Linked DNA regions of Homo sapiens: region 1 is linked to region 2. The links are chromatin contacts, found by Hi-C or POLR2A ChIA-PET in ENCODE. All regions are on one chromosome and are shown on one strand. Each heading gives the region's core, a stretch centred on a gene start or an enhancer-like site at or near the end of the contact. The rest is flanking DNA. Distances are from core to core; before and after follow the strand shown. Region 1 has its middle 86 kb from the start of SLC44A1. Region 2 overlaps ABCA1 (ATP binding cassette subfamily A member 1).

Region 1 (6,073 bases), core at 3,102-5,601, 350 kb before region 2:
AACTCTACTAGTACTATTCAATTTGAATACACTCAAAACAGAGGCCACTCAATTTTATAAAAGGAAACCTTCTAGTTCTCAAAATTCCATTTTAATTTATGGTGGTTTGCTGTACTGTTCTTGTCTTTGCGTTATGCTCATTCTTAAAAAACTGTTTGTCTGGGTTTCTAGGTCAGAATTTTACATGTAGAGCAAATGGTCTTTATGCACATTTACTGTATTATTTGTTGAAGATGAAGTATGCGAAGATTTTCAAAGGATTGGGGGTAAATTTTACTCAATTTAAAGGTCAGAGGTTTACAATCATATGCTAAGCTATAGTGCATTTATAACTTTTATATCATTGTGTGTGTGTGTGTGTGTGTGTGTGTGTGTAAAATCACTGCATAAGGTCACCTTATGATAATTAGAATTTCTCTATTTCTGGTAGTTGTACTGTCTGAGTAATTCAAGCTGGAATTCTTTATTTGTCCCAAATTTGATATATAGATTTTGGTACTTGTTTATTGCCGCTCACTGTAGAAGTCCTGCATATTTAAGTAATACCTTGGTGCCAAGATTTTGGGAGCATCTAGATCATCTGGGAACTTTTGCAATTCTTATGAGTGGGTGTTAACATGTCACAAGATGCCAACATCCTATATGAAGGTAAAATAATCAGGTGAGACCCTGGAGGTGAAGCTCAAATTTGTGGATGACTCTGTGTGTGTGTGTGTGTGTGTGTGTGTGTGTGTATGTGTGTGGTGTCCAGGGAGGCCACAACTAGTAAGGGGAAAGGAAACCCAGAAGTGGTAACAACATTGGTCATTGTGTGGAATGATCTTGTGCAGAAATCTGGCAAGAAAAATATGACTGTAGCCTTTATTGACCTGCTATTGGCCTGTCACTCTAAGTAGCACGAGTTCAGTAGAGACACTGCATTATTGATGCTCCTACAAAACTTGCATTTTAATGCCCCTCAAGAATTCAGGATTGATAGAAATAGTGTTATAGCTTAATCAACTGAAACTGTAGATAAAAATAGATGGCTGCTGTCCTGGAACAGGAGGGTAAATGTCCTCCTGGGTGCTGATGAAATGGTTTTAATGTCATGGCCCAAGAATGTCCCTAGTAATTGGTTCTGAGTAATTAACCATTGTCAGTACTTTTAATGCAAAGTCTTCCAAAGATAATATCATAATTATTGGCAGATATTTCCCCAAATTCATTTGACTTAAATAACAAAATCCCCCACAAAACAACAATCACAACAAAACAGAACCCAAATCCATCTAACAAGTACAGTCATTCAATTTCCTTGAGACTCATTCATCCTGTCAAATCCACTGGAAAGCCATAGGATTTGTTGATATATTATTGAGAGTTTTAAATACCATTGGGGTAAATGTTGATATTTGCTTTGGATATTTTTTAGTTCATAGTAATCTCAACCATGCTTTATGGTATATAACTTTGTGCAGAGAGATTCAGCCCACTTCCTGAAGAAAAAAATTAACCTTGCCAGCAGATTAATTTCTATGTGGATCCTGGTTAGGCACCTCAATTTTAAAAATAGGGCAACAACATCACTACCTGTGCAAGTATGTTCTCACACAGCACTGGAGATGGTTCTTACTGGTTTGTTAGACTGTGTGCACCTTTCTCCACATCCATGTTCACTGATGTCAAGTTACTAGCTTGAAATTGGTTATAGCAGGAGTATTTACACCAGTGATTCTCAATGAGAAAGATTTTGCCCCCTAGGGCACATTTGACAATCTCTAGAGACATATTAATATTTTGTTGTCATAACTGGGGGGTTGCTACTGACATCTAGTGGGTAGAAGCCAGGGATGCTACTCAATATTCTTTAAAGGCCAGTGCTTCGTAAGAATTATCTGGCTCCAGGCCAGGTGCTGTGGCTCACACCTGTAATCCCAGCACTTTGGGAGGCCGAGGTGGGCGGATCACAAGGTCAGGAGATGGAGACCATCTTGGCCAACATGGTGAAACCCTGGCTCTACTAAAAATACAAAAATTAGCTGGACGTGGTGGCGTATCCCTGTAATCCTAGCTACTCGGGAGACTGAGGCAAGAGAATCACTTGAACCGGGGAGTCAGAGGCTGCAGTGAGCCGGTATCACACCACTGTACTCCAGCCTGGCAACAGAAAGAGACTCCGTCTAAAAAAGAATTATCTGGCTCCAAACACCAATGGTGTGGAGGTTAAGAACTCCTGATTTACACCATGGAAACTGGCAAACATTATAAGTTTGGACTTCCTTTTGTTTTCTTTCTTTCTCTTTTTTTTTTTTTTTTTTAAGAGTACCAGTTTATCAGCTTCTAAACCAAAAAGTGAATTCTTAGGACTTCATCACTATATCATCTGTAATTCTTATTAGAAGCCAGCTGGAGGAATGGATGTTTTTGGAAGACTGAAAGCCATGTTCTCCCTGGGTAATTCATACAGACCATGAATTGGCAAACTTTTTCTATAAAGGGCCAGAGAGTAAATATTTTAGGCTTCTCAGACCACACGGTCTCTGTTGCAACTACTTATGTCTGTCGTTATAGTGTGAAGACATCCATAGGACAATATTTAAATAAATGAGCACGGCTGTGCTCCAATAAAACTTTATTTACAAAGCAGGCTGATAGTTCACTGATCCCTGACTTAGACTATTAGTTTAGCCCCGTCTCAGACATTGCTTTCACGGAAGATTTATTCTGATGCCATGAGCCATCTGCTCAAGCTTTAAAAGCTTCCTCTCCAGCTCTTGCTGACACATTGGGCCAATATGAAAAGGTGGGCCAATATCAAAAGGTCCTACAGATGCCAGTCACTTAGATTTGTATTCTCTAATCTTGTCCATGAAGTTTCTACACAGGATCAATTTCCTTATTAAATGTCACTGCTGTTATCACCAATGTTCTTGGGAAAATGGACTGAAACTGCTGACAGAAGCACAGAGGAGACCCCAAAGAGCCTCTAAAGAATCATAGTGGGCGGGGCACAATGGCTCATGCCTGTAATCACAGCACTTTGGGAGGCAGGCTCACGCCTGTAATCACAGCACTTTGGGAGGCAGAAGCGGGCAGATCACCTGAGATCAGGAGTTCAAGACCAGCCTGGTCAACATGGCGAAACCCCATCTCTACTAAACGTACAAAAATTCGCTGGGCATGGTGGCAGATGCTTGTAATCCCAGCTACTCGGAAGGCTGAGGCAGGAGAATCACCTGAACCTGGGAGGTGGAAGTTGCAGTGAGCCGAGATCATGCCATTGCACTCTAGCTTGGGCAACCAAGAGTGAAACTCCGCCTCAAAAAAACAAAACAAGAAAGAAAAGAAAAGAAAAGAAAACAAAAGAAAAGAAAAGAAAAAAAAGAATCACGGTGAGTCTATGTTTCTTGCATAGAACCTCTGGGGTCCCAAGTGGCCATGGAGGCCACAGTTCTACTTCCGGCCCTAGCCCCGCCCCTACCCGCCTACCCACCATCGCAATGCATGATGGGCCACCACTTCACTTGGGCCACATCCACGAGACCCGAAGCTTCTTCCAGGTGGTGTGTGGCTGCCCCGAATGCGCTTTGAGAACATCCACTCCTTCCCCAATTTATATTGGGGGAATCAATAGTTTTTGTGCCTATCACCTCGTGTAATCGCAAAGATTTGTGCATAAAAGTTATGCCAGGCCGTGCACGGTGGCTCAAGCCTGTAATCCCAGCACTTTGGGAGGCCTAGGCGAGTTGGATCACCTGGGATCAGGAGTTCCAGAGCAGTCTGACCAATATGGAGAAACCCCGTCTCTACTAAAAATATAAAAATTAGCCAGGTGTGATGATGTGCACCTGTAGTCTCAGCTACTCTGGAGGCTGAGACAGGAGAATTGCTTGAACCCAGGAGGCGGAGGTTGCAGTGAGCCAAAAGCGCGCCACTGCACTCTAGCCTGGGCGACAGAACGAGACTCTGTCTCAAAAAAAAAAAAATAAAAATAAAAATAAAAAAGTTATCCCATTTCAGGGTAAGGGGATCACTGTATTTATTCCTCTTTTTAAGTCCAGTGGAAGTTAGGGATGAAATTGCCCAATGTGAGCCATGCCTTTTTAGTCTCGTAATTTGTTTCTCCCTGGAAGTCCTTAGCAACAGGCAGGAGACAGCAAAGTTCCCAGTGCACTGTGCTGAGTGGCAGAGGGTAGACCTGGCTCCATAGGAAGTCTGTCAGCCACAGACTGAACAGCTCCGTGGCTTTTGACCATATTTGCAGTGTCTCCCAGAGTTGTGAGCAGAAGCAGAGAGAGGATGCTGTGCACCAAGCGCTTGTAGGATCAGGCTTGCCCTGGCAGTCAGGCCATGGCTCTGGTGTCCAGATGATGGAGGGCAGGCCTCTCTGCTGTTGTAGCCGGGCTAAGCAAGTATGTTAATCTTCCTTTGTCACTAGGTGGCAGAATATAATTAAGATGTCAGAATTTCTTCCATAACATTGGAAGGCGTTTCTAGTTCCTTCTTAATGACCTCCTTCATTACTTTGCAGTATTTGCTAATGCCGTTTAGGACTGAGGCAATGAAATAAAATTTCCTTCTGCAAACATTTTCTATATTTATCCAGGATTCTACTTTTTTCATTTAACTGGCTTGCCTCTTAGGGAGAAGCATCCTTAACATAAAGTACATTCTCTTCTTAATGGCTACTGTTTGGACAATCCAAACTTCTTATTTTTATGTATTATTTTGTTACTCTTTGTGGGGTAGAAATAAATACTCTCCTGTCACATGTAAAATTTCAAATAGGTTTATTATAATGCATAATGTGATAATCCATTTTATAAATTAAAAATACATGAGTCCACATTGATAATAAATAGCTTTATTGATTTTCCTAACTATAAAGGCAATAGACACTCATTTAAAAAATTCTGAAAATACAGAAAAGTATAAAAAAGAAAAAATAATAACCAGTAATCCCACTATTCAAAGAGACCAAGCAGAAGGATGATAGAGTACCCCTGAATAATTGATCTTATCAAGTTGATGAAGCATAATTCTAAAAAAAACACATGGGTAAATATATGCCTCATAAAATATAATCCTGGGCTACCTGAAGGCCTGGGTCAGCACTTAACTCTTTTTTTTTTTTTTTTTTTTTTTTTTTTTTCCAGATGGAGTCTCACTCTGTTGCCCAGGCTGGAGTGCAGTGGCATGATCTTGGCCCACTGCAACCTCTGCCTCCCGGGTTCAAGCGATTCTCCTGCCTCAGCCTCCCGAGTAGCTGGGATTACAGGCATGAGCCACCACACCCAGCTAATTTTTGTATTTTTAGTAGAGACAGAGTTTCACCACGTTGGCCAGGCTGGTCTCAAACTCCTGACCTCAGGTGATCTGCCCACCTCGGCCTCCCAAAGTGCTGGGATTATAGGCGTGAGCCACTGGGCCCCGCGAAAACTATTTTTTATTAACATTTTATTATGAAAAATGTAAAGCATATACAAAAAAGTAGGAAGAACTTTATAACAAACCTGATGTATCCACACCCAGCTTCAAAAATTATCAATACATGGCGAATCTTGTTTCATCAATGCATGCTGACTTTTCTCCTCTCTAGTCTAGATGATGTTGATGATGATGATGATTACTGTTATTATTTGAGATAGGGTCTCACTCTGTCTCCCAGGCTGGAGTGCAGTGGTACGATCATGGCTTGCTGCAGCCTCGACCTCACCAGGCTCAAGCCATCCTCCCACCTCAGCCTCCTGAGTAGTGGGACTACAGGCAGATGCCACCACACTTGGCTCATTTTTAAATTTTTCCTAGAGACAGGCTCTCACAATGTTTCCCAGGTCTGGCCTCAAGCAATCCTTTCTCCTTGACCTCCCAAGGTGATGGGGTTACAGGTGTGAGCTATCGTGCCTGGGCCCTGGGCTAGATTATTTTGAAAGAAATCCCAGACATTGTTTCTCTTAACTTATACATATTTTATCTGTATTTCTAAAATAAGTTCTATAGAATCTGTGCAGTTTTGATGATTAACACATTAAATAATGCAATATATTCCTGTGAATTCTACTAAGGACTCACACGGTTGCCCACAGAAATG
Region 2 (6,070 bases), core at 2,215-4,714:
TATTGTTCCTTTCCCTTTGAATTGTTCTATTGCATTCTCATTTGTAGAGTGTAGGTTTGTTGCAGATGGGGAAGGTTTGTTTTGTTGTAAATAAAATAAAGTATGGGATTCTTTCCTTGTGCCTTCAGATGGTACCTTGCCAGCAAGACGAAACAGGCGGGCCTTCGGGGACAAGCAGAGCTGTCTTCGCCCGTTCACTGAAGATGATGCTGCTGATCCAAATGATTCTGACATAGACCCAGGTCTGTTAGGGCAAGATCAAACAGTGTCCTACTGTTTGAATGTGAAATTCTCTCTCATGCTCTCACCTGTTTTCTTTGGATGGCCTTTAGCCAAGGTGATAGATCCCTACAGAGTCCAAAGAGAAGTGAGGAAATGGTAAAAGCCACTTGTTCTTTGCAGCATCGTGCATGTGATCAAACCTGAAAGAGCCTATCCATATCACTTCCTTTAAAGACATAAAGATGGTGCCTCAATCCTCTGAACCCATGTATTTATTATCTTTTCTGCGGGGTCCTAGTTTCTTGTATACATTAGGTGTTTAATTGTTGAACAAATATTCATTCGAGTAGATGAGTGATTTTGAAAGAGTCAGAAAGGGGAATTTGCTGTTAGAGTTAATTGTACCCTAAGACTTAGATATTTGAGGCTGGGCATGGTGGCTCATGCCAGTAATCCCAGCGCTTTGAGAGGCTGAGGTGGGTAGATCACCTGAGGTCAGGAGTTTGAGACCAGTCTGACCAACAAGGTGAAACCCCGTCTCTACTAAATACAAAAAATTAGCCGAGTGTGGTGGCACATGCCTGTCATCCCAGCTACTTGGGAGGCTGAGGCAGGAGAATCGCTTGAACCCAGGAGGCAGAGGTTGCAGTCAGCCACGGTTGCGCCATTGCACTCCAGACTGGGCAACAAGAGTGAAAACTCCATCTCAAAAAAGAAAAAAAAAGAATTAGATATTTTGGATGAGTGTGTCTTTGTGTGTTTAACTGAGATGGAGAGGAGAGCTAAGACATCAAACAAATATTGTTAAGATGTAAAAGCACATCAGTTAGGTATCATTAGTTTAGGACAAGGATTTCTAGAAAATTTTTAGGAACAGAAAACTTTCCAGTTCTCTCACCCCTGCTCAAAGAGTGTATGGCTCTTACATTATATATAACTGCCTGACTTCATACAGTATCAGTACTTAGATCATTTGAAATGTGTCCACGTTTTACCAAAATATAATAGGGTGAGAAGCTGAGATGCTAATTGCCATTGTGTATTCTCAAATATGTCAAGCTACGTACATGGCCTGTTTCATAGAGTAGTCTATAAGAAATTGATGACTTGATTCATCCGAATGGCTGGCTGTAACACCTGGTTACGCATGAACACCTCTTTTCAGTTGTCTCAAGACACCTTTCTTTTCTGTACTTATCAGACAAGGACTGAAAGGCAGAGACTGCTACTGTTAGACATTTTGAGTCAAGCTTTTCCTTGGACATAGCTTTGTCATGAAAGCCCTTTACTTCTGAGAAACTTCTAGCTTCAGACACATGCCTTCAAGATAGTTGTTGAAGACACCAGAAGAAGGAGCATGGCAATGCCGAAAACACCTAAGATAATAGGTGACCTTCAGTGTTGGCTTCTTGCAGAATCCAGAGAGACAGACTTGCTCAGTGGGATGGATGGCAAAGGGTCCTACCAGGTGAAAGGCTGGAAACTTACACAGCAACAGTTTGTGGCCCTTTTGTGGAAGAGACTGCTAATTGCCAGACGGAGTCGGAAAGGATTTTTTGCTCAGGTGAGACGTGCTGTTTTCGCCAGAGACTCTGGCTTCATGGGTGGGCTGCAGGCTCTGTGACCAGTGAAGGCAGGATAGCATCCTGGTCAAGATATGGATGCCGGAGCCAGATTTATCTGTATTTCAATCCCAGTTCTATTCCTTGCCAGTTGTGTATCCGCTGGCAAGTTACTTCTCTATGCCTCAATCTCCTCATCTGTAAAATGGGGATAATAATATTACCTGCAATACAGGGTTGTTACGAAAATAAAAATGAATAGGTGCTTAGAATGGGGCCTGACATTAGTAAGTGCTTAGTTTTGTGTGTGTATATGTTATTTTTATTTTGGAGGAGAACATAAAAAGGACAAAGTGTAGAAAAACTGGTTGGGTGTATTCAGCTGTCATAACATGAGAGTTGTTATGCCCAGATGCACTTGACATGTGAATTTATTAGAAACATGATTTTTCTCTGAGTTGATGTTTAACTCAAACTGATAGAAAAGATAGGTCAGAATATAGTTGGCCAACAGAGAAGACTTGTTAGACTATTGTCTGCATGTCAGTGTTTGCATGCTAACTTGCTTAGTTAGAAAGGTTAAATTTTTTCACTCTATAAAATCAAGAAATATAGAGAAAAGGTCTGCAGAGAGTCTTTCATTTGATGATGTGGATATTGTTAAGAGCGGGAGTTTGGAGCATACAGAGCTCAAGTTGAATCCTGACTTTGCTACTTATTGGCTATATGACCTTGGGCAAGCTGCTTAGTCTCTCTGATCCTCAGTTACCTTTGTTTGTTGATGATGACCATTGATAACACAACCATAAATAATGACAACATAGAGATAGTTCTCATTATAGTAGTTGTTATACAGAATTATTCACTCAATGTTAATTTTCTGCATTGAAATCCCAGAACATTAGAATTGGGGGCATTATTTGAATCTTTAAGGTTATAAGGAATACATTTCTCAGCAATAAATGGAAGGAGTTTTGGGTTAACTTATAAAGTATACCCAAGTCATTTTTTTTTCAGAGAAGATATGGTAGAAAGTCTTAGGAGGTTGAAGAAGGAATTGGATATTTATTCTTTCTGAGACTATCATGGGAGATAATGACTATGGTTGTCCATGATTGGAGCCGTTGCTGTAGAGTTGGTTTTATTATAGTGTAGGATTTGAATGGGCCATGTGTTCTCAGACCTCAGATTAAAATGAGAAAACTGAGGCCAGTGGGGAGCGTGACTTCACATGGGTACACTTGTGCTAGAGACAGAACCAGGATTCAGGACTTCTGGCTCCTGGTCCTGGGTTCATGGCCCAATGTAGTCTTTCTCAGTCTTCAGGAGGAGGAAGGGCAGGACCCAGTGTTCTGAGTCACCCTGAATGTGAGCACTATTTACTTCGTGAACTTCTTGGCTTAGTGCCTCTGCCAGGTGGCCATAACCTCTGGCCTTGTGTTGCCAGAGAAAAGGTTTAGTTTTCAGGCTCCATTGCTTCCCAGCTGCCAAGAATGCCTTGGTGCAGCACAGTCATAGGCCCTGCATTCCTCATTGCCGTGCTGGTTGGTCGGGGAGGTGGGCTGGACTCGTAGGGATTTGCCCCTTGGCCTTGTTTCTAACACTTGCCGTTTCCTGCTGTCCCCCTGCCCCCTCCACTGCCTGGGTAAAGATTGTCTTGCCAGCTGTGTTTGTCTGCATTGCCCTTGTGTTCAGCCTGATCGTGCCACCCTTTGGCAAGTACCCCAGCCTGGAACTTCAGCCCTGGATGTACAACGAACAGTACACATTTGTCAGGTATGTTTGTCTTCTACATCCCAGGAGGGGGTAAGATTCGAGCAGACCAAAGATGTTTACGAGGGCCAAGGGAATGGACTTCAGAATTACACGGTGGAATGAATTTTACTGCTGCGGCTCAGGTCCCTGTATAAGCTAATACTGCATGCATAGAACAGCAGCGAACTAACCCTGAATAATAGGCCAGTCTTCTGTTGAGCCTTTCAGCCTCTCTCCTCTTCATCCTACTGTTGTCAGGAACAGCCACATGTGTTTTAGGTGAAATAATCCACCCTTGCAAAAATCCATGATTAAGTTATAAAATATTTGGATTTGTGGAGCTGTGTTTTAATTCTGTAACTGAGTCACAGGGCACACTGTCAAAGCATAGAACCTCCAGAGACTTGTTTTCTGCAAAGTATAATTCATGTAATTATTATCTATTCTGTTATATTTGGGATGTTAGGTAGTGTTTGTTCTTTAGATAAAAATATCCCCCACTCTGTAACAATACATTAAATCAAAGAAAAGGACAAAGGATTTTTCTGGGTCTTGTTAGCAGGAGCTTTCTTCAGTCCTGAAAGATTTGTAGACCTGTAGATGGGGGAACTGTGTCAGTGATACAAAAGGGAAGCATTTAAAAAAAAAAAAGTATATATATATATATATATATATATATGTAATGTGAATTGGCCTCTTTTTCTCTAAGCCCACATTTTCTTCTTACATAGTTCAGGTTTACTTTATTTTTTCCTTTCCGGCTGCTGACCCTGTATTGCCCGTAGTTGTGGAACATAGCATGTGTTTGTGACCTGTGCCTGTTATTTTTGTGCTTTCTAGTTGTGCATGCAAAGAGTACAAAGTTTTCTTGCCCTTTCTTGGAAAATCCTGCTTGTCTGTGCCAAAGGGATAATTGTGAAAGCACTTTTGAAATACTTAATGAGTTGATTTTCTTCAAATTAAAAAAAATATATAAATGTATATGTGTATGTACATGTGTGTACACATACACACCTTTATACATACAGCCCATTTAAAACAAGCTCCACTTTGGAGTGCTCTACGTCACCCTGATGCCGAATACAGGGCCAGAGTCTGAGATCCTTCTGGGTGGTTTCTGTGTTTTGTTCATTTCTGTTTTAAGAGCCTGTCACAGAGAAATGCTTCCTAAAATGTTTAATTTATAAAAACATTTTTATCTCTCGATTACTGGTTTTAATGAATTACTAAGCTGGCTGCCTCTCATGTACCCACAGCAATGATGCTCCTGAGGACACGGGAACCCTGGAACTCTTAAACGCCCTCACCAAAGACCCTGGCTTCGGGACCCGCTGTATGGAAGGAAACCCAATCCCGTGAGTGCCACTTTAGCCATAAGCAGGCTTCTTGTGCTTGTTGCCTGGTTTGATTTCTAATATGCTGCATTTATCAACTGCATGCCACATTGTGACCGCCAGCATTTGCCCTTTGAATTATTATTATGTTTTATTTACAAAAAGCGAAGGTAGTAACCGAACTAAATTATCTAGGAACAAACGTTTGGAGAGTCTTCTAACACCGTGCAAAGCACGTCATTACAGACATTTGTTTACTGATTTAGAACCTTAATATTTAATTTAAATAGCACTTTACACTTACTGATGAAATGCTTTTCCTTTCTTTCTCTCCCAGCCCCTGTACTTAAGTGCTTCAATAGGCTCTCATTATATATGATTTTTAGGTTTTGCTTATCAGCTTCTTCGCTTTTATAATCTGAAAAGATGGCATATGAATTTTTATAAAAAGGGACACTTTCTTCTTCTCAAATTGTATATTTTTATTGTACTTTCCTTCAAAACCCCCTTTTAAAAAGTAAGCAGTGGATAAATAAATTCAGTGAAGCATCCATATGACCCTTAAGTGAGTGTAGGGGAAGGGAGGTCACCAGATCACTGTGAGTGAAGATGGTGGAGAGGTGAGGATCTTATGAGGCCGTGCTCAAGGCTGGTAGAGGTGGGTTAGTGTTTCCAGGTTTAGGCAGAATCTCAGCTGAGGTCATGAAACAACAGTGATCTCTGAAAAATTATGGCAAGGTGGGAAGGTGCTGGAGAATTGGAGAGGGGGCAAACTTGACTTTCAAGTTTCAATGGGAAGATAGGTGACTCTGCACACCACAGAACAGTGAGCATGATAACCTGTTTATACAAGGTTCTAGAGCAGATTTCTAAATGGATAGCTACTGTGTGCTTGTTTGTTCTTAATTAGTATTGGATAGTTACTAAATACTTGTTAGTACTTAGTACATAATGGGTGGTAAATCCTAGCAGCTAATATTGGTTCCCAAATAACCAGATGACAAGGATAGAGAAGGACACAGACACGGCCTATCTGGATTTCATGGTGCCTTTGATTTTCCACATGAAGGTTGTGTAGGGAAGATAGAAGCATGAGATGAGATGATAATATAGTTATCTGGATTCATCACTGGCCAGCTGAACCATATGAACTCATGGATTGATGCTAGCTTAGGAAGGCTCTGTAGGAGCCAGAAC

Evidence for each region. A loop is a pair of places that touch in the nucleus more often than their neighbours do. ChIA-PET counts read pairs that join two places held with the same protein, here RNA polymerase II (POLR2A). Pooled maps may share reads with other maps.
Region 1: a map of dorsolateral prefrontal cortex shows a loop between it and region 2 (4-fold over the local background). The contact joins two enhancer-like sites. A Hi-C loop is called at or near these places in 10 of 168 maps with a recorded cell type or tissue (CD4-positive, alpha-beta memory T cell, Calu3, MCF 10A and 7 more) and 19 of 50 pooled maps. POLR2A ChIA-PET finds 5 or more read pairs at or near these places in 1 of 52 experiments (OCI-LY7).

Annotation. Positions count from the first base shown.
Region 1 is chr9:105,155,614-105,161,686 of GRCh38, reverse strand. No RefSeq gene overlaps it. Among named protein-coding and RNA genes, the nearest start is that of SLC44A1, 86 kb to the left of the region's middle. Within about 2 kb of position 4,351, at least 7 of the 41 ENCODE cell types and tissues checked have a DNase peak (open chromatin) inside an H3K27ac peak, as active enhancers do; they include dorsolateral prefrontal cortex, where a contact is called at or near this core.
Region 2 is chr9:104,808,290-104,814,359 of GRCh38, reverse strand. ABCA1 (ATP binding cassette subfamily A member 1) reads left to right here. Exons shown (of 50, transcript NM_005502.4): 27 at 129-242; 28 at 1,638-1,786; 29 at 3,436-3,560; 30 at 4,796-4,894. Among named protein-coding and RNA genes, the nearest start is that of NIPSNAP3B, 47 kb to the right of the region's middle. RefSeq lists an enhancer at 3,238-3,532. Within about 2 kb of position 3,464, at least 14 of the 41 ENCODE cell types and tissues checked have a DNase peak (open chromatin) inside an H3K27ac peak, as active enhancers do; they include dorsolateral prefrontal cortex, where a contact is called at or near this core.